Regions from separate parts of the Homo sapiens genome. Here region 1 is linked to region 2. Evidence: read pairs that join two places in POLR2A ChIA-PET (ENCODE). Cell type or tissue: MCF 10A. All regions are shown on one strand. Region 1 overlaps OSBPL6 (oxysterol binding protein like 6). Region 2 overlaps OSBPL6 (oxysterol binding protein like 6).

Region 1 (2,500 bases), 57 kb before region 2:
CTGCGGGACAACAAGTAAACACTGGAAAAAAAGAGTCTCTACGGTTGAAAAACACTTGATTAAAATCAGTTGCCCTTAACTTGGTCAATCAAATGGGCTGACATCTGAATAAACACATGGTGGTTGTAGAGATCAGAAGAAAAGACAACAATGCAAAGCAGGCCCTCCTGTTATTTATGTAGCAAAATGTTCAAAGGCACGGTCTAGAAAGTTGCTGCCAAACCACAGCCAGTTTTGTTGAAACATGGACTGAAAGTGCTAAATTAAAGTTAGCAATTCATACAAAATTTGTTTCTTTGACGGTTTTTTCCTGTGGTTTCCATTTCTGTCTATCCAAGAATTTCAGCAGAGATCACCTATAGCATATCATAAGGAAAGAGATTAGCAAGGCCATCAATTTGGGGAAACACAAAGGATGAAAGGCAACAGTGATTGTAGGAAGGAGGATGGCCAATTGGCGAAAATCTCAGGAAGAACGACAGTGAGGACAGGTCCTTGGCACTACGATAATATTATGGGTTCAGGAAAGATCGTTTCTGACAAGGAAGAAGGCACTTTCAGAGACAGGGCACCGGGGCAACATTTCCCATGTGTTCATTTTTAAGTCTTTCCCTTAAAACACATAAAATGTTTCCTCAAGGAAGTTAACATACATAACCTCCCTGCACTGAGCCAATGGGCAGCCACCACTGGCCATTTGGGCCAATAAATTTATCTGCCCTGAGATGAAATCCACGTGCAGATGTGCCAAATATATAGATTTATTCTTCCACTGATTTCAAAGAGGATACTGGGTGGCCCACTAAAGAGTTTAAACTGACGTGGTGGCTCACGCCTGTAATCCCAGCACTTTGGGAGGCCGAGGCAGGCAGATCATGAGGTCAGGAGTTTGAGACCAGCCTGGCCGATATGGTGAAACCCAATCTCTACTAAAAATAAAAATAAAAAAAAATTAGCCAAGCGTGGTGGCGTGCGCCTGTAGTCCCAGCTACTCTGGAGGGAGGCTGAGGCAGAAGAATCACTTGAACCCGAGAGGTGGAGGTTGCAATGAGCCGTGATTGTGCCATTGCACTCCAGCCTGGGTGACAGAGTGAGACTCTGTCTCAAAAAAAAAAAAAAATAAGTAAATAAATAAAAATAATAGTTTAAACTGAAAATGTACGGCAACTTTCTCCTCCTTAGTATGACAGAATCCTTGCTATTTGGGTAATGGTAAAATGCAGTAAAAAATATTTTCTCTATAATTTAAACTTAGAGATAGGACAAGGATGTTGGGAGGAAGGAGAGGAATAAACTGTAGCCTTCAAAGAGCAGTAAACAAACTTCTGGGATCAGTGAACTCCAGCTTTAGTTTGTACTGGTAACAATAATTCTAGGAATGTATCCCAAAGAACTAAATAGAAGTTCATGTGTAAGGATGTTCATCACATCACAATAGTAAAAAAATAAGGCATGTCTTACATATCCAGCAACAGGGAATTAGTTCGATAGCAGTGGGATATATAATATAGATCCATCCAAAGTGATACATGCATGCATTTAAAATACCTCATATTTCAAAGAGTATTTAATGAGAACTTATCTATACTAATTTAAGTGAAAAAAGCAAATCAGACAACAATACATACCAACTGGATTAAATATCACATATTTTTTTCCCTCCATATGTATATTACAGATCTCAGTCTCTGTTAACTATAATAGACTACAACCCATGTGGTTAAAATAAGGCCTTAAAAGTTAGTTTTACAGCCGGGTGTGGTGGCTCACACCTGTAATCCCAGGACTTTGTGAGGCTGAGGTGGGCGGATCACTTGGGGCTGTGAGTTCAAGACCAGCCTGGCTAACAGGGCAAAAATCTGTCTCTACTAAAAATAAAAAAATTAGTCAGGCATGGTGGCATGCACCTGTAGTCCTAGCTACTCAGGAGGCTGAGGTGGAAGAATCGCTTGAACCTGCGAGGTGGAAGCTGCAGTGAGCTGAGATCATGCCACTGCACTCCAGCTTGGGTAACAGAGTGAGAATCTGTCTCAAAAAAAAGTTTTAAAAAGCTAGTTTTACACATACTGCCATATTCTTAGTTTCCCACCCCATGATAGCAAATAAGATCTTCTTTATTTATGAAGATGGTCTGAACCTGAATATGATAAAAATGTTACCTTGTGCCAGCCTTTTAAAGGCCATTTTCTTTTCTTCAGCATAAAGCCCTCATGTTTGTCTGGTTTCTGGACATTGGTTTGGCCTATTTTCAGCCCTTCTATAATTTCCCAGCTGTCAGCTTCCTGAGAGAAAAGAAGAAAAACAAATCACATGTTACTCAGTGCCTGATGACACACTTAAAGCAGATTCTTAAGTAGAAGTTGCTTTTGAAGCAGTACTAGGCCCACCAGAAAGAAGGATGAACAACATTCCGGAGCAAATTCTAACATCAAACACAGCTATGCACTTTTAACTTCAGTTAAAAAGAGTTTCCCAGGTAGACCTAGAGGTAAGTGGGGTC
Region 2 (2,500 bases):
ATACAGGCATGCACCACCATGCCTGGCTATTTTTTGTAGAGATGGGGTTTCACCATGCTGTCCAGGCTGGTCTCAAACTGTGAAGCTCAAGTGATTCACCTGCCTTGGCCTCCCAAAGTGTTGGGACTACAGGAATGTGCCACAGCCCGGCCATATTAAAATACTTAAGTTAATACTGAAATTAGAGAAAGACAGAATAAAGCCGAAATTCCTTAGCCTACTATTAGAGATCCTTCATGATCTTACCTCAACTAACTTTCCACCTTCCTCTTCCAGGATATACTTCTTGAAATCTTCAAGCAAATGAAACGTCTTGCAATTCCCCCAATCATACTCACTCTTTACCCACTCTGTGCATTTCCTCTACCTAGAACAGTCTCCCCATTACATCTCCAAAGTCTAAATCCCATCCTTTTCAGGCCCTGTCTGGATGACAAGAAGCCATTCTCTGTGGCTCAGTGGAATTATCCAGGATCTTAACTTTCATAACTTTCACTCAGCACCTATGGGAATTTCCTCAGCCCATCTTGATCAAAGTTACTAACACATGCCTTTTATTTTCAAGACTGGATGCTCTCTGAGGGCAATGTCTACAACTGCTCCATCTTTGTAAGCCCACCTGCACCATTTGCACTTATGCCCATGGCAGGTGCTCATGCTTTTTGCTACAGTATGCAAGAAGGATGCTAAAGTGTGCTAAAGCTCAAGTGACTGATCATTTAAACCAAATGGACAAGTACCTGCACTCAGACAAGTTTTGCTGAAGAAAGACTTCAGTTAAAAAGATATGCAATGAGACTTGTTTCCTTGTGAAGCAAACTGAGAGAGGAGAATTGTAATGCTACTCCCAGGGCATTTACCGACTAGTGATCTGCCAACAGCTACTAACGGTGGTGCATTAAAAGCTTCCTTCCCATTGAGGTAACTGATAATATACTTCCAAATTAGATAAATCATAAGATAGCTGATCCTGTCTTTCCCCTGCTGCAAACTTAAAATACTGTTTGCCTCTGGGGCCTTGGATCAAGAGCTTTCAAGATCTGCGTATACAGTGATCATTTCAATCATCATCTCTAATATGCCTTTAACACTAAATATCCAAGTACCAAAATGCAAAAATTACATAGTCTGATACATAACAGAACCCCCAAGTGCCAAGACAGGGAAAGATTAACAAAAGTATATCCAAACATCAGCAGTCTGATACTACTTGGGCAGAAGTTGACAAGTCCTAACATGGCACTTGGCAGTAACTGAAATGCTTTTTGGATCGCCAAGTGGAGGCTGACTTCACTCTTACATGAAGCTCCAGGGCTGTGCTGAACAGTAAGTTCTTGCCAGACCACTGGACAGCTGCCCACTGTCTGCAGTCCTGTGTTCACAGATGAGATTTCTCTGGCTATTCAGTTCAAAACCTGTTACGTAAATGAGTTTTGATATTCACTCTTGGACAAAAGTAATTTCCCTAAGCCTCAAATCCTGAAAGAACAATCTAAGTCCTAAACCAGATGAAAGAACAGACTTTTACAGAACTGTCTTGACTAAGTTGTGCTAATGGGAAATTTTCTGTTGGGTCCTCTATCTGGTAGGGCTTTCATATCAATGACATCTGGAACATTCAGTCTAGAATATCACATTTCTAGTATCTATTGGATTACTGGAATGGCAACTGAATCCTTGGGCAGGGAGCAGGAGATTCTAAGTGTTTTAATTGAGTCAGTCTTTAAAATAACTATTATGTATATTCTTTAAAGTATAAACATGTTTGTCACATGCAAATCGAGGTCAAAATAATGTTTAAAAATTATTAATAAATTAGGTGAACACTGTTAGTAGCACTGCCATAAATTATACAGTTTTTGAAATGATAAAATAGAGCCTCAATAAGTCTAAGGTTTGCATAATCTGTAACATTTTTCATATATAGCTTTACTGAATAACCCTGGCTGAATTTCTCTTTTTTGTTTTGTTTTGTTTTTAAGCAAAAACAAAACATTGTTAAGCAGCCGAATTTCTCTTTGAGTCAGTTCTTCAGTCTCCCAGTCTGCTTTGAGGGAATTATTTCAAGCTGCCCCATTTCTTAGGCCTCTTGCTGTATCTCTCTTCATCTAGATTTCCATTTGGTTTCCACAGTGACTTGTTTGCTCATTAGAGCACAACAAAATTTAACAACTAAATCAGGCATATTAGCATTCTTATGACTAAAGCTTCCTGTATTTAAATAGATGGTATTGTCAGTAAAATTGAAATAAATTTTAAAATGCCGAGACAGTGAACAATGCCATCCATTACAATTCAAAGCTGTTCTTCTGGAAATATAATTTGATGTCATAGGCTGATTTAAAAAAAACTGGATAGGGCAAACAAGGTAGACTATGATTTCCTTGAAATTGAGAGCTTCCTTTGGGCACAAGTGGAAGTCTGTGGTACTGTGTAAAGATAACATGGTTTCGGAGTTAAACAGGCTTAATTCCAATCCCAGTGTTGATGTTTTCTAAAT

What was found. Peaks named below come from ENCODE experiments on the same cell type or tissue, not always from the same donor. Only the 100,000 strongest peaks of a DNase experiment are listed, where the experiment ranks them.
Region 1: POLR2A ChIA-PET joins it to region 2 with 5 read pairs; 2 of 35 experiments call an interaction of 5 or more read pairs at or near these places.

Annotation. Positions count from the first base shown.
Region 1 is chr2:178,328,038-178,330,537 of GRCh38, reverse strand. OSBPL6 (oxysterol binding protein like 6) reads right to left here. Exons shown (of 25, transcript NM_032523.4): 5 at 2,160-2,282. Among named protein-coding and RNA genes, the nearest start is that of CHROMR, 84 kb to the left of the region's middle. In MCF 10A, no CTCF peak of the experiment used is centred here; no DNase peak of the experiment used is centred here.
Region 2 is chr2:178,270,961-178,273,460 of GRCh38, reverse strand. All of the region lies in intron 1 of OSBPL6 (oxysterol binding protein like 6), which reads right to left. Among named protein-coding and RNA genes, the nearest start is that of OSBPL6, 78 kb to the right of the region's middle. In MCF 10A, no CTCF peak of the experiment used is centred here; a DNase peak (open chromatin) is centred at 1,290.